Linked DNA regions of Mus musculus: regions 1 and 2 are each linked to region 3. The links are chromatin loops, found by intact Hi-C in ENCODE. Cell type or tissue: gastrocnemius. All regions are shown on one strand.

Region 1 (8,000 bases), 130 kb before region 3:
TCACAAATTCCATTGCTTTGGCCTTCTGAGTGCTGAGAATCCAGTCATAGTCTCTTCCCTCTTCCCTGGTGGCCAGGTCCCCACCCAACCCCTCCCCCGTACCCCCCACCCTTGGGCCTGGGAGGACTCACTTTGGCTTTCCAAGGAATAGTAAACCCTTCAGGACAGACTTGCCAAAACCATGGCAGCCGGGGTTGGAAATCTAAATGGACGGCACGCTCTGGTCCAAAGTGTATGCATTTCCTGTCTTCTAAGTTTTCTTTTTAGAGTTCATGTCCATGTTCCTTTCAATCTGGAAAGGCATAATTTCACTTTAAGGAAAAGAAAACAATTGCTTTTAATAGGAATCTTTATGGGCATGATTTGGAGGGCTTTTTGGACCAGTGACTAGGATGGAACAACATTGTGGTGAGTTAAGTGTAAATGGCTCAGAAACGGTCAGATTAAATTTCCCTGGAAACACCCAAGGGCTTCCAAAACGAATGGGGAGAAACACTGAGGCTGTGTGCATCTTAAACTTTACATTTTCTCTTGCTCTCTCTTGCACTTCGCTGATTTTATTTTCCTCTTCAAAACACTTCTTAGGGTGACCTCATCTCTGTGGTCAGCATGCTGTCAGGATGGATTGCCATTAATCCTGGTGCATTCTGGGTGGTCTAACCTGGTATCAGTCGCCCTGTTCCTGCTCTTCTCGAGTGAGCCTTCCCTTCTAATATTTGTTTTCAGTGTGGGAAGGGTGTAAACCTGCAAACAGTCCAGAGTCTGTGTGAAGTTTTCAGCGTTTGGAAATTCACCGTCATGACACAGAGATGAATGTGTGAGGCGGCTTGTCAAAAACAGATAAATCTCAGTTATTTAACTCAGAAAACACAAGTCTGGGTGAGGCTGATGTGGGGGAACCTCATCAGTCAAGATGTGAAGAGTCAGACATGTCTCAACAGAAAACATATCAGAAAAAAATAATTATAGTCCTGTTTCTGAAGTTCAGCTTTAAACACATGTTCAACTGCTTTAGAAAAACGTTCCTCTGCCCCTTCCCCCTGAGGAGATTCCCACAAAAGTAACCAATTTCTATTTGTAGGCATTTGAGTTTATTTTCTTTTTATCCCCATCTTTGGAGATGTCAGATTGGTATCTATGTCTTTTAATCCCCTGATCTCACCCTAGTTTGGTCAGTGAAGTTTGTCAAATGTTTAGCTCTTTCTAAAGATGACGTGTTGACATGGTGCCTCAGTGTTTCTCCTGTCTAATCTCCAGGCAGTGTAGTTCACGCGGGCACTAAGTGGTTTGAAGTCCTTCCTACCACAAGACATTATATGATAAGGAAAAGCCATTCAGTTTACTCAATAAGCTCAACAACAGTAGAAAAACCGGTGGCTGCTTCTCAGCTTAAGTTAGGAGCGTCACTGGCTAACTGAGTGAGAGAAGCTGCAAGCCTTCTCACACAGATACCTGTAGTGGAAGATAAACTGATCTAACACACACACACACACACACACACACACACACACACACACGTAGTCTAGAGCCCAATACAAACCAAGACACCATCCTTAAACCTTCAAGCTTGAAAAGCCACCTAACTTCAGAAGAGAAACTATGGGAACCTGCTCTTATGATGCTGCTCCCTCCCTCCGAGTCTCTTGATTTCCCTGAAGATTAGCCAGGCCATGAAAACAGCTAGCTTCAACTGGAGCATATTATCTGAGTTGGTCTGGTGGACAGTCCTCAGGCTAAGCATGGCAGAAGTGGTGACATGAAGCTCACATCTCTGCTAGCCTGAACTTATGCCATAGTTTATATATATGTGTGTGTGTGTGTGCATGTGTGTGTATGTGTATGTATGTATGTATGTATATATATGTATACACACACACACACACTCACACACACACACACACACACACACACACTCATACACACACACACACACACACACACACACACACACACTCATACACACACACACACACACACACACACACACACACACACACACGGCGACTGATACCAGGCTAGACCACCCAGAACGCACCAGGATTAATGGCAATCCATCCTGACAGCATGCTGACCACAGAGATGAGGTCACCCTAAGAAGTGTTTTGAAGAGGAAAATAAAATCAGCGGAGTGCAAGAGAGAGCGAGAGAAAATGTAAAGTCTAAGATGCTGATATATATAATCAGCTATGCTACAGACAAGGAGTATACAGGAAAGTATATTGAAATTCTTTTATTTCAACTAGTTAGATCATGAACCTTATTATGACAAACGGTGGTATGTATATTAATCAAAGCAGTTGTTAATAAAATAAGTATAAGGAAGAACAGGACTCAAAGTGGTACACAAAAGCTTTTCTTGCCATTACAGAAAGTATTGAAAGAGAAACCACAATATTAGAAATGTGGAAAAACGAAGAGCAAACTGATAACTGCAAATCCAATTGCATTTAGTCAGTGCATGAAATAAAAACATTTTAACCATGGTCAGAAGCAGAAGCAAACTGAGTTTCCTTCAAGGACGGGGCTCCAAGAGCCTGGCCATGCTCCAGTAGGTGGTTCCACAGCCATGCACAGATGAGCAGCATGAAATGCACTCAGCAAGTATTAGAGGGGGGAGGGGGGAGGAGGGGGAGGGCGAGACCCTATGGGTGGCTCAGTGGCTAAAGTCACTGCCTGCCAGACTGGAGGCACTGGGTTGGTTCCTAGGGACCCACATAGTGAAAGGGAAGAAATGATTCCAGAACATTATCCTCTGACTTCCGCAACGCCATGGCTTGCTCCATGTGTCACACAAATAAGTAAATATAATAAATCTTTAAAAATTAGAGAGTGAGGAGGGGGAGGGGGAGAGGGAGAGGAAGCATATAAATGAATTCAGGAGGGGAAAGTGACTGGAGGGAGGTGAAGAGGTAGGGGAGAGAATGGGAGTGGATTTGATCAACTGTGAGTGTTTGTAGCCTGGCCCCCACTTTAAGTCTGCTTTCTGTTCCTGATTATGTATATAATATGACAGTTGTCTCATACATCTGCCACTATGCTGTCCCTGCTGTTATGGATTCTAATTCACTGAATTGTAAGCCAGAAACACACCCTTCCTCTCTTAAGTTGCCTCCTGTCAAGTGTTTGGACAGGGCAATGAGAGGGTAGCCTCACTGGGGACCAGCAAGAAGACCAGTGAGTGGAAAACGGGAGAGCAGACCTGGCCTTGAAACACACTGTAGAAGTCTAGGGTTTTCTTTGATGAGCTTTGAGCAATGAAGGCGAGTGTTTACCATGTTCTCTTGCCCTCTTCTGGTGCCTAAAGGGAAGCTGACCAGAGCCTGGAAAGCTGGAAATCCGCAGTTCAATCAGGAGGCTGTGGCAATCATTCAGGAGCCGAACCAGTCGGTCAAAATGTGGGTAATGGCGGTGTCTATGAAATGGTCCTGGGATGCTGTGACCACAAACAAGAGGGGTTGCTTGCTGATACAGTGGATAGATTGAAAGAGAGGAATACAGGATGAGTTCAACGTTTTGCAAGAGTTGGAATTGATTATAAAACAAACATATTTAAGAGAGCAACACACTAGCCTAAGACTGAAGATATGACGCTATGAAAACTAACTGAAGGTCCCAATAGAATAGAACAGCAGAATGGGAGAACTTAAAAACAAAGAACGAAACCAACAAAACACATTGTCCTGTTTTGTCTGAATGTGCAATGTTCCCCACAGGGCTCACGTATTCAGGCTCGGTCCCCAGACGCTAGAACTGTTTGGGACGGTCTGGAAACCATAGGAGGTAGAGCATCCAGGGACTTAGTAGGCCAGGGAGGGACCTTTGAAGGTTATGTCAGGTCCTCAGTCCCCTTGCCAGCAGCTTTGCCTCCTGATGGTCTAGAGGAGAACATCATCTTCCTCAGCATGCTCCCTCTACCATGTCATCAGCGGCTCAGAATCAGCTGAGCCAAGATGGTGGGACTCAGATGTCTGAAACCATGAGCCAAAATAAGTGATTTTCCCTTTTAAGCTATCTCAGGCTCTCTGATCACAGATGTACAAAAATAAATAGCACACGTATTTAGGTTTGATTCAGCACAATCGGTGCCCGTGCCCGTGTTTGTCTTTGCTCTAAACACACTGTAGTAACCAAGGAAACGATGAGTGCACTGCACCGGGTTTTTAATGGCAGCCTGAACCAGGCATTCAAATCTTTTGACTCTGAGGATGGAGGCGCCATGTTTCCCAGGTCCTCGCATGGCGCTTCGTCTCCACCAGGTGGCAGCACTGAAGTTCAGAGGCTTTCTGCGCAGTCTCCAGGCTTAATGAGTATAAATGAGTAAAGACTCGGACCCGTCAGACTTCTAGTCTCCCTTTATCCCCACTTCCCTGGTGTCGGCACCCCCACCTTTCCCAGCAGCCTAACGAAGCTTTTGACGATATAATCTCTGGCTACATTATTCACTGGACATATCCAAGCCCAAGAAGCCATTTCCTGGAGACCACTTTTTAAAACTCTGTGTTCATTAGATCCACTAATACATTCTCGTGGAAACCACACTTTAATAAATTTCATAGTGCATGACCAGCGGACTTCATGAATATTAGTCACTCCAAGCACGTTTTGTTTATTCAGCTTCTCGCTCCTCTCCTCCCTTGCCTGACTCCAGACTTCTCCATCTGTGGAATGATAATAACAAAGCGAGAGAGCTGGCTGGCCACAGAAGACCGAGAAAGCAAGGAGTAAAAGGAGCTTTCTGAGCTCACACCTGTTTTAAGATTTGTTATCCTTAAAACGAAAAGCTGTGGGGATTCACTGGGCTCTTTCCTTGTGGCTCCCAGTGGGCTTTGCTGTAAACCACAGGGAGGAGTGGGGGCCTTCAGAACACTTAAAAGTACTTATGTCAAATCCATCCCATTCTTCCGGCCTCCGTTCCTCGGGCCAGCCACCATTCCCAGGGGCTGGAGCACATTACAAGGCCCCCACTTTGTATGAATGGGCACAAACAGACTTTTTCACCATTTCTCTGCGTCTACATTTGCAGACACATCCTGTAGGCTGCCTGAAACAGCCTTAATTTCAATTTACTGTCTCCCCGAGGACCTTGCCATTCTGTGGAAAGTGGAAACTCAGTGGTCCGTTCTTTTCCCCCACCTCTCCCCCCAGCCTCATTCTGTCCTCCTCTTTCAAAGAAAATGTGGAAGGGAGAACGTTTCCCCGAGATGAACAGAATGATGTTCTGATGCGTCTAACAGGGCCTATGATCTTTTATGTTGAAAAAAAAAAATAACAAGCAAGTTAGGCCACATTACCACATTTGGAAAGCGTTCAAAGTCAGTGTGCAAAACCGTGTAGGTGAAGCAGGGGTCTCCTGGAGTGCATGTGTGTACACGAGAGAGCATAAAATTATAGACTCAAGTTCTACATTGGTTTTTTGTTTGTTTTTATTCTTCTGGGGGCTATCTCTATCTAACTCCTTGTTATGGAAGTTTCAAATGTAGACACAAGCAGAACCAACTGTAGGCAAAGTTCCTAGGTCCTGCCTTCAGCTCTCATTCGACGCACCATGTTTTGTCTTGTTGTCTTCACACATATACGCATCTCCTTCCCTGGGAGATTCAGAAGCAAATGAAAAGGAAAGATCAATAAACAAACAACAGTAATAATGAAGGGACAACTTCTGCCCCATTGAGAGTTTTACCACAGTGGCTGCCTCACACCAGAGAGACCTAGAACCTGGGAGTTTTTCAGTCCACAAGGCTGGAGGTTTCAGCAGCTGCAGTCTGATGCAGGAAGCCTAACAGGTTCCTGGAGAAGAGGTGGCCCTTAGTGAACGACGGAGCCTGGAAACTGTGGCTCTGATATCAGCAATGATACCATCGCCAAATCAAGTGACCAGTGAGAGGAAATGCCCAGCAAGCAGGAGGGCAATATTCTTCCATCCTTTTTATTTGGGATGCTACCAGAAGGTGCCATCCACATGTGAGGAGGCTCTTCTCATATGAAGGAAGGCCACCAAGACAGTTCCTCAATTGAGGCTCACTAATCAGGTGATTCTAAACTGTGGCTGGCTGACATTCAAACCGATCATTACCCCTAGGTTCCCAAAGATATTCCCCAAGAGTCCCTTGATTTTTTTTTTTTTTTTTTTTTTTTTTTTTTTTACTCTTTATCAGAAAAACACCAAGCATTGATACAAGAAATGCACTGGGGCCACTTACAGAGACTATAAACAATGCAGCAATGCAGGTGACATGCACAGACTACACACAATGCAGGCAAATGTTGCACAAAGCAAACATTACTATGAGAGTGTAATAAGCTCTGATATTTAAAAATATGTTCGATTTTTATTTTTGTCTCATTAAAAAAAATTCAAAGCGTGCCACTTTGAACCTGCTCACTGGACTTTATTAGCATAGGGGGTGGGGTCATGGACCTCAGAGGGAACCTCTAACCTTAAATAGGGCTCCACTTCTGATATGATAGAGTAAGGACTGTGTCTTTGATGTCACTGGAAGAAATTGTCTAGACTGTGGTTTTGTTTTTGTTTTTGTTTTTTTTGTTTTTTAAGCTAAAAGCACTGCCGAGGTCTCTTTGTTCATGTATGGTTTTTTTTTGTTTTTTTTTTTTTTTTTTTTTGTCTTCACTCATATACGCATCTCCTTCATGCATTGTTTTCTGAGTGAAAGTATTAGTAAACAAAATAGAGAAAAATGATGAAGACAAAAATCAGATCCTTGGCATGTTTGAATGTTTACATTTTTAGGGACTAAAGCCTATTAACTGGCCTACGTGCTATGTGGAATTTCATATATCTCACACAATTCTTGAAATAAAAGACAACATAGACCTTATCATTTATGTGCCACATAAGGATATAAGAAAACTTGAGTTCGTGGGCTCGGGTGATAGCTCAGTTCTTAAAGTGCTTGTCTTGCAAACATGAGGACATAGGTTCGATCCCCGGGAAATCCACCTTAAAAAAATAACACCTAAGTGATGGCTGCACCAAAGATGTAGAAACAGGAGCGTCACTGGGACTCACCTGCCAGCCAAATTGGTAAGCCCAGGTCAGTGAGAGACCCTTCCCCACAAAACTAGGTGGACAGAGGCTAAGGAGTAAGTTATTCTCTGACTTCCACATGAACATGCACACACCAAGATGCACATTAGCATGCATATGGACACACACACAGGTATGCACGCACACACGCACACACAATCACACTCACTCACACAGGCACATACCAAAACAAAACTAAACAAAACTAAACAAGGCAAAACACAACAGAAGCCCCTGAAACTTAGGGTCCCAGAGGTTGAATTAGTCATGGCACCCTACTATGTCATGTCACCTGGAGACTGGGGATGCAGATGGTGGAGCCAGACAGCCTTCACTTGGCATCTTTGCTATGCTGCTCAGTGACACTTTCAGTGAGTTATGAATGAATAAGATGAAATGTATAAACACTCAGTGTCTAGTAGGTGCTTACCATATGTATACATAGAAGACATATGTAAATGTGATATATTTCAAAATATATAACATCTCTAAGGGGTGTGTATAAGTTAAATTGATGGGGAAGTCTATGGAGTTTTATTATTTTCAATTTACCTCTAGGAATATGGCAAATATGTCAAATTCAAAGACATTATTCACATCTTTAAACCAACAGCCTTTCAATATCACTCAAACGCTTGTTCTGTACATCTGTAACCACAGAAATGTGGTGAGAGCCCTGTAGGTATTGGGGAATTTAGCAAAGCTTGACAAACAATGGGGAAACCTTACAGAAGGAGCCATAATTCTGAGCAATCTCTTGTTTCATCAGAACCAGGTTCCTTTACAAGGTCTGAAGCGTGGTGGTTGGCAGTGTGTTTCTGAGGACGATTCCACTCTGACCATGGCATCTAGGAGAATCGAATATGGTGCTTATCATGGATGCTCTAACATCAGTTCTGCCTCTTACCTGCTGTGAGGTCTTGGACTGTGTTCTTAAGCTCTTCTTGCTTCTATT
Region 2 (8,000 bases), 510 kb before region 3:
AGGCCAAGTCAGGACTGGGAACGTTGCTAAAGGCTAGCACATTCTCTGCCAGTGAAGGAGGAGGGAGTGGGTACAGAGAAAATCCTGGCTTTTCTCTGCCAGCCTCCATGCTTCTCAAAAACATGGAAAGATGAATTTCAGGCTTTGTCCAGAGCTCTAAAACCTTAAATCCTTCTAGAAAATAACCTGTCTCTCAGGAATTTGAGGTTCTAGAAAATAATAAAGCGCCCCTGCCCCCCCCCCAGGGGCTGTGGACTGGCTTTGCTATTGGCTGTGCTGACTTAAGCCTGAGTAATAGAAGGATGTGATGAATCTGCAGGTATCTGCCCCGCTTTGTGAGAGGGCAGAACCGCAGGACAAGGGGTAGAATGCTGCTATAAACAAGAAGCAGCACTTTCCCCTCCAGCTCCAGGCATTGTGGCTCCTGGGGAAAAAAACCCCAATGTTTCTTTTTCATGCTGAATAATACTGCTTTTGCTCAGCCGGGCTGAGTAGACAAGTCTGAGTCCTGATTTCTTTATATTCTCTGTGTGTGTGTATGTGTGTGTGTGTGCCCGCTCATGTGCTCACACAAATGAACACATGTATGTGTGCTCAGTGAATGTTGCAGCCAGAAGCCAACCAACCTCTAGCGTCATCCTTAGCTACTATCCATATATATTTTTTAACCAAACATGTGTCTAGGCATATAAGTGCCCTTGGAGGCCAGAGGTGACACACACACATCCACTCCGTAGATGTATTTTCACGTGGTTGTGAGCTGTTTTGTAAGGTGGGAGCTGGGAATCCGACTGAGATTCTCTGCGAGAGCAGTGTGTGCTCTTCGCTACTGAATTACAAGGTCTTTCCCTGACCTGGGCTCATTAGTTCTGCTAGACTGGCTAGCCAGTGACCCGCAGAATCTACCTGGCTCTACCTCCCCAGTGCTGTGGTGAAAATACAATTGTGTGCCAACACTTCTAGCTTTTGTATGTGAATGCAGGGGGGGGGGCAAGGCGGGGTGGGGGCTGGGGGGAAACAGCACTCAAGTCCAAATGCAGTGGTAGGCAAGCTCTCTGCTGAGCCACGCCCACACTCCGCCCACAATCCCGCCCACACTTGACTCTGCATTCTGATTTCAAACCTAGACTCTAATGTCTAGACTTCTTGTTATAGTCTGCATCTTGAGTGTCTCTCAAAGGATGCCTGCAGAAGGCTTGGCCCTCAGGCTGTGGTGCTATATGGAGGCAGTGTAGGGGCTTAATGGGAGTAAGTTGGGATGTTGGAGGTGTGCCTTGCATTGAATAGTGGGACACTTGAATGTTCTTGGTTCTTCGTTTCTTGGCTGTGAAGAGGGGAGCAGCTTCCTTCACTATCTGGCCCCACCATGCTTCGTCCTCTGTCATCCAGCCCCAGAGGATGGGTGGCTCACATGGACTGAAACCTCTAAAATATTGAGACCAAGCAAGTCTCCTCTTTTTCTAACTTATTTAGTTCACGTATTTTGTCCCAGGGATAAAGACAACTAATACAGAACTCATGGTAAGATGTTTAAAAGGAAGTGAATTCATCTAATGCCTTCACCTTCTTTTTAAACGAGTCTTTGAAGAAGTGATATGTTCTCTTTTTCAAGACTTGAAGAGTTTTTCGTAGACACCGGGGAGCAACAGTTAGTATAAGTGGAGATGCACCTCTCAAACCAGAGGCGTGCCTGCGCATAGAGAACGGATGCCAGAGAATTCTGGATTCATCTTCTGGATGGCTCTGGTTCCACTGTGGTCCCCCAAATTGCCAGAACAACTCGGTGACATCAGTCTGGTTTGTGCCTTCGGGTTTGTCCAAGCCACCCCCTGGTTTACATGAACAGAAGCTGACAGGTGGCAGAGCTTTGAAACACAGGAGGGACCGGCAACTGTTCTAAGAGTCAATCACATGGCCTGTGCCTGGCTTTTGGTGTCTGATGAGTTGCTAGGCTGTGCTTCTTTTTTTACAATGCAAAGATGGTGCACACAAGGAACACACACACACACACACACACACACACACACAGCAACACACTGAGAGCCGAGCACTGTTGCAGTTCTTTGTGTTGTCGACTATGCATTGCTTTTGTGTGTATGGTTTTAAGACTATAGGTACCATGCATCACTTACTATTTGAAATAGGCTCTCATGTAGCCAGACTGGTCTTGAACTTACTATGTAGCTAAGGATGGCTCTCAACTCTAGATCTTCCTGCCTCTGCCTCCTGGGTGTTGAGATTACAAGATTATGCCAGCATACCCCACTTACTTGGGGCTGAGACTTGAACCCAGGGCTTTGTGAGTGCTAAGTGTTTGCATGCACAGCTAAGTGTTTGCGTGCACGCATGTGTGTGTGTGTGCATGTGTGTGTGTGTGTGTGTGTGTGTGTGTGTGTGTTTGAACTTGGCACAAAGTAAAGTCATCTGGAAGGAGGGAACCTCCATTGGGAATTTGTCTCCCTCAGATTGTTCTGTGATCATGTCTCTGGGGGTATTTTCTTGATTAATGATTGCATATGGGAAGGTCCAATGCACTGTGGGTAGAGCCACCTCTGGGCAGATGGTCCTGGGTTGTATGTGCGAGAAAGCAGGCTAAGCAATACACAAGGATCAAGCCAGTAAGCAGCATCACCCATGGCCTGTGTTTCAGTTCCTGCCTTGAGCTCACGATCTGACTTCCCTTGGTGATGGAGTGAGATCTCTGATGTGTAAGCCAAATGAAGCCTTGCCGTCCTCAGCTAGCTTTTGGTTACAGTGTTTATCACAGAATGGAGAGCAACCTAGGACCCTAGGCAAACACTCTTTCAATGGAGTGCTCTCCTTAGTACCAAAGATGTTAGTTTTTATAATAAAGAAGACAGACTACAAATGAAAATATAACCTTAAGATGTCTGTGTACTTAAGTTTCAAAGTATTTAAAGTAATAAAATGTTATTGTTATGTTTGTTTAGTGTGTGTGTGTGTGTAGAGATCAGAGGCCACCTTTTAGAAGTTAGTTCTCTCCATCTATAGTGGGTGCTGGTTGTTGAATACATGCAGTTAGGCTTACATGGCAAGCAATTTTACTGGCTGAGCTACCTCACCACTCCTAATGATCTCTTCCTAGGATGATGATGACATTCCACATGTTGTCCAGAGCCACAATGTCCAGCTCCAAGTCACTGGCCACTAGAAATGTGCCTTGTTCAAGTTGAGGTGTGCTGCAGTTATAGTCACACAGCAGATGTCAAAGGCTTCATATCTGCAAGGCATAAAGCATTGCCGTAATTATTTTTATTGTGACTGCGTATGAGATTCCATAACTTGAATGTGTGGAGTTAGACTCAGTTATTGGAATTAACTCAATCTAATCATTAAGGGTTAGTTTTTATCTTCTCATGTGGTGATTTCTATTCCAGCTGCATTTGTGGGTGCTATAAAGGAGGGTTAGCAGTGCCCCCACCCCCACCCCAAGACCAACACTCGTCTTGGTAAGACCTGGCCCCCTCACCTAACCTTGACTTTGAAGATGGAATTATCCATGCTGTGAGCACAGGGTTTCTTTGGGGTGGTGAGATCTTCTGAGACTCAACCATGTTATTGTTTTGTATGGTGTTATGACTGTATTAAGTGTCCCCAATAGAACTTCTTAAAAACTTTAAAAATTTTTATTTGTTTATTGTGTGTGTAGCATGTATTTATTGGTGAGCCTGTGGAGGTTTTCAGGCTCATCAACAAACACCCTTACCTGCTGAGCCCTCTCGTTGGGTCCTTGAGAATTTTTAAAATCCATATCTTTTGTCTTAAAAGATTGCAAAAATTGACAGGTGCCGCATTGTACTTCTTTGTTTAGGGGTAGAGGAGGGGGTGGTTTTGTGTAAAGACAGTGTCTCTAGAATGGGGGTGGGGGATGGGGATCAGAAAGATATGCAGGCTGGCAATGAAGGACAGGGCGAACTCTTTCTCCTCCCTTGTGAGAAATGCTAACTGCGGTTCGGTTAGCTTGGCATTCTGTCTATAGCTGTGGTTCTCGCTCAGACGATCCTTTCCCTAAAACGCATTGCCTGGTGTTTCTACGGTGTTCAGCATTCAGTGATCTCGGCCGTCAAGATGGAGTAAAACACGGAGTCAGGCTCTAGGCGCTTGGCCTTCCAGTACAGTAAGAAGACGAGTTGGGCTTTTATCCCCCACATCTCTGGAGTTCTGCTTCTTAAGGTAACTTCAGAAGGCAAAACTGATCTGCAGTTAGGGCAGTTACCCTGAGTAGCAGCAGAGGTGAGGGGGAGTTACCCTAGGTGGCCGCAGGGGTTGGGGGTGGGAGGAAAGGGGAGGGGTGGTTGTGCAAGATAGGGGAAGGGCTCAAGCCAGGGACCTATTCCTATGTTACAGGCGTTGGCTTACCCGAGTGTGTCCAATTCGGGGGGTGTTTTCATCGTGTGAATCTGTACGCTTTTTTGAATGCATGTTACGCATCAACAAGAAGTTACACACCTTGTCTGTGAGGGTGACTGCTTTTTTTTTTTTTAAGTGAAAAGCCCTGTGTCGATGAGATGAGGGAAATGACCACCAGGGGGCGCTGTATCCCTAACCTCTGTGCGCAGAGGCCCTCCCTAGGGCTCTAGGGCTATTGGAGATGCAGACCCGCAGTCCTCGAGCAGAGATTTGTGGGTGAGTGACCCACCTTAGACAAGCCTCCTGAGTAACTTATGTCTCCACTTGAGGCATCCGCACACAGAGAGACCCAGACAGAGCCGACCTTTTCTTTTAACTTTTGATTCAGAGCGCTGGGCAGGGATGGGAGCCTGCGCTGCTTACTTGAGAAGCTTACTTGGTGGTCCGGTATAGGTTAGACACCTAAGGAATGTCACATTCTTGGGAGAAATTAAGATGCCTGCCTCGCCGAAAATAGACACTCACGAGGAGATGGGGCAGTTCTGGAATGACCAGGCCCTGCTGTTATCACCGACGGAAATCCTGTGTGGTGGTAAATGTGACCCTCAGCAGAGCCTGGAGAAAAGATTATGGGAGCAGAGACGGGCCGAGAATGCAAATGTGGGAGGTTATTGGCTAGATAGTGGCCAGGAAACCAGAAACTGGGGTTTGGCGGGGGCAGAGGGGGTTGGGGAGGGGGCTGAAAGAGCATAAGAGGAAATGAGGGAGGAAGAATAAACAAATGAGATAAGCAACTTCCTCCACTTCCTCCTCTGCTGCCCTTTTGTTTGCTTCCAGGACTCTGGTGTTTCTGAGTCCTCTTCTGGGGATAATAGCCTGGACTCTGAGTCTGAGAAGCAGGCCTCGCTCCTACCTCCCTGATGTTTCCCCATCCTACCTGGTTTACTGTGAGAGACTTTCATATATGTAGACAGCCACTGGACATGCTCCCCTAAGCAGCCAGTGGGCAGGCTCTCTCCAAGCCCAGGCTAGTGCTCCAGTTCTTCAGGAGGAAGAGCACTGGTTTAGACACCTGACTGTCCCTTCCAAATGCACTTATGTGGCTGCCACCAAATGTTGGTTCACTGGCATTGGGAGTCAGTGGAGCTTAGTAACACTGTTTGGGGGATAGGGATGTGGTTCCGGGGTAGAATTTGGTATGATCAGGGCTCTGGGTTCCATCTCCAGTTCCACAGAATAAATGGACAACAAACCCCGACGTTGCTGTGTGCAGAGCTTCCCCTGTCTTGGACTGGAACTGGAAATGATGGGGTGGCCCCACACTGATGGGGGTGATGGAGGTCGATGGGGTGGCTAGTGAGGCCTGACTGTGTGCTGGAAACCACCACCACCCGCAGGGTTCTAATGGCAACTTTTCGGATTCAGGTGGAGAACCTGTGGCTCTCTGGGGCAAGTGAGGGGGACTGGAAGGGGGCAAGGAGGGCAGCCTGACAGACCCCCAGCTCCACTCTCTGACCGTATGACTTAATGTTTGTAGGTCCCTTCGGGTATCTGTAACAGGTGACAGCATCAAACCTCCCTGTAATGTTGCAGAAATTGAACAACAAATTGTATGTGAAGCACTTTCTCTACCGTGTGCAGGACACTTAAATGTTAGCCCTTCGCCAGGGCCCACTAGCCTTTGAGCCTCTAGCCGCTTGCAGGATGTGCAGGATTGAGTTCCCACCGCAAACTGGAAGAATTCGTGTTTGTGAATGGTTTATGTTGACTTTGGAGAGTCATGAGAAATTGTTACTTTGATGAAATCAATTAACCTTAGCACCACCAAGAGCCCACGCTCCGCCCACGCAAGGAGGGAATGGGGCACCGGAAAGCTGGGCACCTGTGACTCTAGGCCTCCTATCTGAGAACTCTACTCCATCTGTGGGACATATCTGTACTTCTCAGCTACATATCCTTAGTAGTGAGGGCACAATGCACTGGACTTACGTCCTCAGGCAGCTCCAAGGAAAGTTGTGTCTAGATTGCTCATTTTAACCCCCGCTGATGAATCCTTTCTGCTGGGGTTCTCTCTAAATGTACACAATTCAGTTTGGACATGGGATGCTCCACACGATGCCTGTGAGATGAGAAGGGCAAGCGGTGGATGCTTTTGACTGTTTGTCTCCATGGACACTATGAAGGGATAGCATCTCAGAGGCTTTCATTGCATTTCATTGGTTGGGGCTTGGAGAGATGACTCAGTGGTTAAGAGCACTGGCTACTCTTCCAGAGGTCCTAAATTCAATTCCCAGCAACCACATGGTGGCTCATAACCATCTATAATGAGATCTGGTGCCCTCTTCTGGGCTGCAGGCATACATGCAGGCAGAATGCAGTGCACACAATAAATGAATCTTTAAAACAAATTTCCATTGGTCACCAACTGTACTCTGCTACTGTGCTAGTAGAAGTTATGGGTAAAGCAGACATAGTCAAATGGAGCATATGAGGGGTCAAAAGAGGGAGCTAAGCAACAAAAGACATACAGGGTTAACTACCAGTCAGCTACCTAAAGCACAAGGAGGCACCAGGAAGATACTTCATCCCAGTGTGAAGGTGTGGTGGTGTTGGGGTCAGAAGCAGAGGAGAGTGTTCCAAACAGAGAACAGTCTGTATGTGCCCTCTACAAATGGGTGCGTACGGTTATGTAGAGTCTACATACACCCAACTCAACCCTGCTCCCTCACCCCAACACCTTCTTCTAGAATTCTGCAGAGGATTTCTCAACAGGTCTTCCAGATGCGGCTAGATCATGCCTCATGGTGAGGCCATGGTAGTGTGCGCACTCACACTTTCTTAGTACAGTTGTAAACCACCCCCTTCCCACCCAATGAGGGAAATGCTAAGAAAACACACTCTGGATTTATTATAGTTACTATGACTCAGACAGGCTGAAGGCTAGAATCTGATGGAGTTTTCCTAAGATTCCTTGGGGATTTTGAAGGATTCTTTTCCCACCAGCCAGCGAAAGAAGATTATAAAAACACATTTCCTCCAGACAGAAGAAATCCCTTGAATCCCAGGTTCTGGTGACTTGAGCAGCAGAGGATGCCCCACACCGCGTCACCACATAGCATCATGTCTCCACACAGCACCGTGTCCCCGTACCTCACCTTGTCTCCACATAGCACTGTGTCTCCATACCTCACCCTACACCTGTCTCTCCTTCATTCTCTTCTCTGTGACTTCTCTGGTGAGACAGTGGACGAGTGGACAAGAAGTTGATTGTAGTTTGGAATCTTGAATTTGCCCCCTCACCAAGATCCTGCCCTCTTTTTGTTATTGTTTTTTTTTTTGTTGTTGTTGTTTTTTTAAACTTTTGGGAATTTTATACATGAGTACTGTACTTACATAATTTTTACCCACCTTCCTCCCCCCACTCCCTCTCAAATTCAGGACTTCTTCTTTCACCATATATGCCCGTACATCTACATGTATACACACATATATCTACTAATGAGGCCATTCAGTGCTGTTCATGTACAAATACCTTTAGAGCCAAACACACGGTGTGGATACTCCAGATGAAAGCCAACTGCCAACCAATGGCTGCTTCCTCTTTAGACTCAGCTTCCTCATAGGCTGAA
Region 3 (8,000 bases):
AGCCTTCCTCATGCCGTGACTCTTAAATACAGTTTCAGATGTTGCCATGACCTCCAACCGTAAAACTATTTTCAATGCTACTTCATGACTGTAATTTTGCTACTGTTATGGATCATAATGTAAATTTTTTTAAGATTGAGGCTTGCCAAAGGAGTCAAAGCCCACAGGTTAGGAACCAATGTATTAAAAGAAGAGAGAACTGGTTCCCGTGTCTCACATTCACTTAATGGAAAGGTGTTGGCGATACTTCAAATGGTCCTCTGAGAGATGAAACACTGAGAGTGAACTCTCCGTTTCTAGTTCCGGGGAGAGGTACCATCACTTAAAGCATCAACTAAAACTTTCAAGTGCAGAGTAAGCTGTACTTAAAAAAAAATAAATGTGAATGCGAGCCTACTTATGTACTTTTGCTCACACAAAAGCGTACTTCTCTAGTTTATTCTGGAGCAAAATATAAATGACCACAGCCTGGGAGCATAGATTTAGATAACCCCCCAAATCATGTTCCAACATGGTAGCAGGTTATAGGAACAGAAAAAAAAATATTGCTGCTCAAAAGGTTAGAATTTGGAAAAAAAAGACAAAACTAAAGTTAATGCATTTTATAGTTCATATCTTCAGATATGAGTGTAGTTCTTGCCTCTCACAATTGAAGCTGCTTTCTACAGACGACAGAGGCTCCTACACAAGCCCACAACTGATTGAAATGCAGAGAACAGCTGACTGTGGGGTGTCTCACCCCAGTTTGTACATGTACATGACCACCCCTCTGCCTTGGCCTTAGCAGAATAGGACACAGAGCGACTATAAGAGCCCGAGGACCAGGGGGAACACTGGTGTCTTTTAGAAAGCTACAGCCATGACATCTCAATCTGGCAGCCTAAACAGTGGTAGCCACTGGCATGCCAACAGGATATTTGCACGGGATTCCTCCCGGTTGGTGATTTCCCTGTATGTGTTTTATCACTCATTGAGTTTTCTTCTTTCTGATTGGATTATAACATTTTATTAGTCTTAATAATCTATGTCTTGAGTAGAAAGACTTAGCTTTTATTTACTATGATGGTGACAAGATATTTCATCCCTAGATGAAGAGCTGCAGGGAAGACTGAGGGAAGAGTCAAGCCAAGCCGAGCCACTTAATGCATTATCCAATCCCAAGTGCTCAGCCTTAAATACATACATTTAAGCAACACAAAATGGACTCAGCAGGCTGTACTTTATATATACATATGCATGCATATATATGTATATATGTATATGTATATATATATATATATGTGCAACAGTTATTAAAGAAGAGGTGATGAATTTGTGGAGGAGTAGGGAAGCATAAGAGAAGCTGGAGGAGAAGAGGAAAGGGGTAGAAATGATGTTAAGAAAGTATATGAGTATGAATTTTTAAAATTAAACTAAAAACAATACGACACAAAATTTCAGCATTAATTAATTCATCAAGGAAAACACATAAAACACAGTCTTGAGGACTTTTAATAATGTAATTACAGAATGTATAAATACATGTAAAGGCTATTTAAAGAGAAATTGAAGATCTTTGTTATCTACCATCGTGGTGGGAGTGTTTTACATCTGACTGAGTGTGTGTGTGTGTGTGTGTGTGTGTGTGTGTGTGTGTGTGTCCACCCAAGATCAAAACAAATCTGAATCCATCAAGTTGTCCCCTGACTTCCACGGGCATGCCATAGCATGAGCTTCCTCCATGCATGAAATAAACAAATGTAAGAAAATTAAAAAGGAAAGAGATCAAGGATGACATCGTCCTCCGTTCTAGGAGCTCCTGGTGTCATTGTGTCCACAACATAAAATCCAACCATCGAGTGTTCTTTGGGGGATCAATGAAAGCATTGGCTGTCCTGTTGGTCAGGGAAATCTGCTGGTGAAACCCAAATCTACTTTTTATGTGCCTGTTCTTGGGTCTTGGCTAACATATAAAAAACTTTAATGAAACCAATACATCTATAACTTCCTTAAGTAGAAAACAGCAAGAAGAAGGCAACGTCTATATCCAGCAGATGAGTTAGATTTCAGCAGTTACATGCAAGCACACAGAGGGAGGTTTGGGGCTGGAACTACCTTCTACAGACTTAGTGTACAGAGCCCCACAGCCACTGGGTTAGCGCTTTTGAAATCTCAGTGACCAGATGGGTTTTGGCATCTGGAACAACATGCAAATTTTTCTTCCCATTTCATCCCTCCCAGGGACAAGCCCATTTGCCTGGCTTTTAGGTCTGCGGTACCGTGCATGCTGGGACTGGCTCCTGGAAGAGACAGAGAGATGGTCTTCTCCATCTCAAACTTCTGCCGTTTCCTGAGCACTTGGGAGTCCCTTCAGGTTCTCGCTGCTTCTCTTTACCATGTTCATCACTCCCCACAGATGCTCGGCTTGGGGAGAAGAGAGTGCAGTTGCAGAGCCTGCTTCCTGTTAATTCTTCTATCCCAGAACAGTTTGGAAACAGATGTCATGGCTTAAATATAATAATAAAGTAAAAACAATTATATCCAGATAACTGGAGCCAAGTGAGAATGGCTTTTCGGAGAGAATTTCTGGTTTTCTTTTTATCGACTGGGTATCTCAGCTTAACGAAATGATATTGGAAGGAGGATTTGCGCAGCTATTTTATCTGAACATGTGGATCAGGGTTCTGCTGACATAGCTCTTGAACCGCAGATTTCAGCGACAGTGATCTCTAGACATAATAGTTGTAAGCTGAAGATGTGTCATGTGGGTGATCAGAGAGTGCCTCTAGGTCACAAATGCCTGTGGCACCTCATGCTCAGAATATTCAGTTAGATCCAGAAGTGTATTTAAGGAATTGCTGGGGCTGAAAGGTGGCTCAGTGGTTAAGAGAGGTAGCTGAACCTCCAGAGGACATGAGTTCCTCCCCCCCCCCCTGCTCCCCTGGCATCGAAGTCAGGTGACTCCCAACTGCCTGAGGCACCAGGGAATCCAATGTCCTCTTCTGACCTCTGAGGGCATTTGCACACAAGTGCATGCCCCCACCTCATGCATGCACACACAGGCAGACATGTGCATGTGTGCACAACAATGTATACATCTTAAAAATACGTTTTTAGAATTCTTTCCACTAGTTCGGCATCGTTTTGAGAGAGCAGACCGCTGTCCCCGTTTTAATTTTAGCCACAGCATGAAGTTCTTAGTGAGTAATAAATTAGTAAACAGCTGCATGCGTGGTGAGAAATCAGGTTAAGGAGTGTGCAGTTTGGAAGGAGTCGGAGCTGTAATGAAGACATCTATGTGTGTTCGAAAGACCAGAATAAAGAAGGCAGGGTCCGGGAGGCAACTCTTCTCTGAGGGTTTGTTTCTGGTTAACCAGCCTGGTGGGCACAGCCACTAGATACACTGAGATCACTGTCCCAAAGGCATCAACATCAACAAATAAAGCCAAAGGAAAATAACATTCCCTCAAAGGGAACAAGCTCTTCAGGCCCAGAGTCCATTATGATGTCTAGATGGAGTAACAGTTGCTTCGAGTAAGTCACCCATCCCACATTAGCTGACCGGAGAGCTACATCTTTTCAAATTTTAATTAAAAGTGTGAAAATATATCTTGGACTCTCAGGAATGTCGACTTTCAGAAGTGGCTACTCCACTTTCAGAGTAGCAAGGGAACGAAGGAGATAATTCCTTAAGTGATGAAAATCTTTTGGCTATTTCAAAACAAAACAAAGCAACTAAAAGCACTAGAGAGACGCCCCCCCCCTCCCCACAAACTCTTTAATTTGCAGAGCTTCTTAACAGATCTCAAGAGACAACTCTTGTTCCTGGGGTTGGCCTCCAATGTGTAACTTTTAAATGTCAAAAGGCACTTGGGTTATCCAATTCTAATGCAGGGCCAGTCCCGATTCTGGAGGCTAGGACAGACAAATAAAAATTCTCCCAGCACGTTTTGGTAGTGATGTTTTTCAGCTGTAGCACGGCACAGGGGTGAGAGTGAAAACCAGGTGAAGTAGAAAGAGATCCGGGAACAGATGGCCTGTGTTTTTAACTTTTTCTGGGTCTCCACTCTCTTGGCCACCTACCGCTCCGTCGTTCTCCCAAGGATTGGCACAAGTTCCATCTGCTACTCCATTTAAATCCTTAAACGAGAAGCTGCCCGTTATTTGTCCTGGCTTTGAGAACTCGCTTTGCTTTTGCACCTTTACAACCAACATCTGGATGCACCGCAAACATCCAGAAAAGCTTTGGGTTTTCAAAGTCCCAGAAACACGCCCTCTGCGCACAGCTCCTTGTGAGAAGACAGACCCCTGGTGGCCAATGACTGGAACTACACCCCAGGTTTGTTGTGTGATTCTCCTCTCAGGGTTTAGTTTGGGCCTTTCCTGCCCCTGTTCCTTCCGTGCTTTCTGGGTCCAAATTGCTGTTGAAGGTGGACATGATGCAGCTGTGTGGAAGTGACTCTTAAGTTCAAGTCAAAAGACTTCCAGAACAGTTACATCAGCTCTGTGAACGCTCTGAGTCACAAGGTCTCTGAAGTTGGCCAGAGCAACACGCTTAACAGTTGTTTAAGTTACTAAAATCTCTTGACCAAGTTTTGGGAAAGCGCTTGATCTCCACCTTGAAAACGCCTTTACTTCCTCTGTCGCAACAATACGCTTCTACTTTCTTTGGTGGAATGAAGACGAAGTGTCAACAGTGTGAACTCTTTTGACACTACAGAAACGATCATTTGGATCATCGAAGTGTGGCCCTAGCCTGGGTATAACCCTGTACCACAGCCAAGCATGGTTCTGAAAACCGAATGCTCCAAGGAAGTATGTATATACCTGAAAGAAACCGGAAAGTCCCCACCTCCACGAACATTCTGTAGACATTCACTCTCCGGCAAGGACAGAACACACAAATGCTTGCTGTTGCCATTCTACCTGTAAATGAGGAGCAAAGACATGCATCCCAACAACACGTGTCTGCCATCAGGTCAAAGTATCCGCTGAAGTGACACACTGGGGCTGAAGATTCGCCAGTCTCCTCCCCTGCTGTGCCAGAAGGTCTGGCATAACCAGCATGGATGAATCTCTTGTGGTACAATTAATTATAGGATCTAGTTGTAGGTACAATCTGTGCGTTTGTTTTACGCTCACTACAGTGCCTGTGGTGTCACGTCACACAGCCTCATCTTCTTGCTTGTGCTTTTGGGGAACACAACATCCTTGTTGTAGCAAGAGGAAGCCAGGTAACCATGCTTAAGTCTAACATAGGTCTCCCATCTTCATGTAACACACACACACACACACACACACACACACACACACACACACACACAGGGAGGGTAATGTAAATCCAGGATCTAACAGGTCAATGATTTTGTACTCCCCCAGAAAGAATGGGAAGAGATTTTAAAAAGCCCTTCTTTGTTACAAGAAAAGCAAGTTAGTTTAAACGGTCCAGTGAAATAATGGATTTGTTTTACTTTTCTTGTTGCTCTGACAAAAGCAACCGAAAACAACACAAGAAAGGGGTTATCGTGTGGCTCTTGGTTGGAGAGAATGCAGTCCATCGCGGAGCTGAATCATGGCACCGTGGGTGTGAATAGCTGCTCACTCTGTCCTCGGGTAGGAAGCAGGCAGAGATGACTCTCTCTAGGAAGCAGGTGTCGATGAACTCCAGTGAGGGTTTATTCGCTTTCTTTATTCAGCATAAAACTCTAAAGATTCCAGAAGGAAATGTCAGGAAAAATCTTCATGATTTGGGTTGAGGCAAAAAGTGAGAAATGATTCCAAGATCATGGTCCACAAAACCAAAGTAAGATTTTATTTATTTATTTTTAGTGAAAAGTATTGTTCTGCTAAAGTTCTGCCAAAAGAATTGAGCTGGTTGGTTACAGCTATCAACTTGACACAATCTAGCACTCGCCTGGAAAGAGATTGTCCAGATATGGTTGACCTATGTTGGTTTGGTATGATTTCCTCAATTGATGGGGGAAGAACCTGTAACTTTATTTTTTTCAAACCTATTGTTAATGATGGTGCTCAAACGCTTTAACCTCCCTTATAGCTCACCACCCACCAGAGGTAGTGGGGAAGAAAGGATATGGGGGAAGTGGACCTGTTTAGAAGGGCTCTTTGGAGCAACTCCTGTCTGTGTTGTCTGGAAATCGGCAGTTCAGTTCACAGGTTAGCAGACCGGTAGCTCAATCCACTAGCAAACACCTCACAGATACACCAGCAGCCAAGTTCGTTAGAGTCAGGATAGCAAACACTGGATAGCAAATGGTGGCACTACCTAGCAGAGACAGCCAGGCCTCAGCCTTGACTTGAGTCAGCAGGAGGGAGCAGGAGATACCAGGAGACCAGGAGAAGTTCTTGGCTGTGCCTCTCTCAGGGAAGCAAAGATCAGCAAAGAAGCGAGTTGCACAACTAGCTCTGTAAGCAGGTCAAGCTCACCTTCCTCCATCACTGCCCACTGAGTCCTATTTATACTCTCTAAATATCACGGGTCCTCCACAGGTCTTGCCTCAGCACGTGGCTTGCCTCGGCTGACATCATTCTGCCAACCAGCCTGAGTCCTTGGAAGCAGCAAGAAACTGCAGCACACCACCAAAAGTTTCTCAGCTCTATCAGAAGTTCTTTGGTGCGTTTCTCAGCTAAATGTTCCTTCATGTGTTTGCCCCAGCAAAACACCATCCGTCCAACTTTCCAAAGAACCACTTCAAGATCCTGCCTACTGTGGGTGGTAACATTCCTTAGGCAGAAGGGCTAGTGAACATTCCCTAGGCAGGAGGTCTAGAGTGAAGAGATCTAGCCAAGAATAGGCAAGCAAGAAGCATGAGAGAGCCTTGCTCTTTGCTCCTGATTGTGGGTGGACATGGCTGGCTCTTTCAAATTCCTGCTGCTTTGACTTCTCTGCTACTGTGGCACTGTGAACTAAATAAACCCTTCCTCCCCTAAAAGCTGCTTTTTGTCATCATGGCTTATCACTAAAACAGAAAGGAAACTCAGATAGAAACCAAAGTACAAGCCGGAGGCTGGGAGAAAATATTGTCAAATCTCATGCATAGCTGAGCGTTTTGTATCTAGAATTGATAATGAACTCTTGAAAACTGACAGTTTCAATGAAATCGAATGAACCGATTTTAAAAATAGATAAAAAGACTTGACCGGTCACTCGGTCAGAGAAGATAGAAAGCAAAAGAAAAGATGCTTGGTGTCGTTAACCATTTGGGCACCACACAGTTAATCATTATAAAACTAAAACCTACCAAAATGTCTAAACTATGAGGCTGGAGAGATCCCAGGGTGGTAAGAGTACTTGCTGTTCTTCCAGAGGACCCAGTTTTGGTTCCTAGCATCCATGACAGCAGCTCACAACTGCCTGTACCTTCTGCTTCAGGGGCGTCTGATGCCCTCTTCTGGCCTCCACTGGTACTACATCATGCCTACACAGATACATACACAAAAATAACTGAAGGAATGGCCAACTGGTGACCAGCCCATTTTGAGACCCATCACATGGAAAGGCAGGCACCAATCCCTCACACTATTAACTATGTTGTGCTTGAAGACACGAGGCTACCTTAACAGCCCTGTGATAGTCTCTACCCAGCAGCTGACTGAGACAGATAGACAAACATTGGACGGAGGTCAGGCCCCCTATGGAAGAGTTAAGGGAAGGACTAGAGGCCATCAAGGAGATGACAACTCCACAGAAAGACCAACAGTGTCAACTAACCTGGATCCCTGGGAGCTCCTAGAGACTGAGCCACAAACCAAAGAACATACATAGGCTGGTCTGATGTCCCCAGCACATATGTAGCAGAGGACTGTCTTGTCTGGCCTTAGTGGGAGAGGATGCACCTAGTCCTGCAGAGACTCGATGCACCAGAGTTGGAGGTGGGGGTGGGGAGTGATATGAGGAAATGCCCTCTCAGAAGTGAAGGGGAGAGAGGTTGGGAGGAGGAAGTCTTTGAGGGGGGACCAGGAAGGGTCAGCATTTGGGATGTAAATAAATAAGCAGATTTTTT

The links. Peaks named below come from ENCODE experiments on the same cell type or tissue, not always from the same donor. Only the 100,000 strongest peaks of a DNase experiment are listed, where the experiment ranks them.
Region 1: it touches region 3 in a loop (8-fold over the local background); 23 of 42 quality-filtered maps call a loop at or near these places.
Region 2: it touches region 3 in a loop (12-fold over the local background); 14 of 42 quality-filtered maps call a loop at or near these places.

The regions. Positions count from the first base shown.
Region 1 is chr1:184,391,676-184,399,675 of GRCm38, reverse strand. No RefSeq gene overlaps it. Among named protein-coding and RNA genes, the nearest start is that of Gm34229, 36 kb to the left of the region's middle. In gastrocnemius, a CTCF peak has its summit at 4,256 (motif pointing right); DNase peaks (open chromatin) are centred at 2,560 and 4,250; H3K4me3 peaks cover 569 bases; H3K27ac peaks cover 1,182 bases.
Region 2 is chr1:184,768,368-184,776,367 of GRCm38, reverse strand. No RefSeq gene overlaps it. Among named protein-coding and RNA genes, the nearest start is that of Gm51725, 9.0 kb to the left of the region's middle. In gastrocnemius, CTCF peaks have their summits at 4,546 (motif pointing right) and 6,691 (motif pointing left); a DNase peak (open chromatin) is centred at 4,560; H3K4me3 peaks cover 481 bases; H3K27ac peaks cover 849 bases.
Region 3 is chr1:184,262,569-184,270,568 of GRCm38, reverse strand. No RefSeq gene overlaps it. Among named protein-coding and RNA genes, the nearest start is that of Gm34177, 63 kb to the left of the region's middle. In gastrocnemius, CTCF peaks have their summits at 4,290 (motif pointing left) and 7,375 (motif pointing left); DNase peaks (open chromatin) are centred at 4,269 and 7,399; H3K4me3 peaks cover 507 bases; H3K27ac peaks cover 1,719 bases.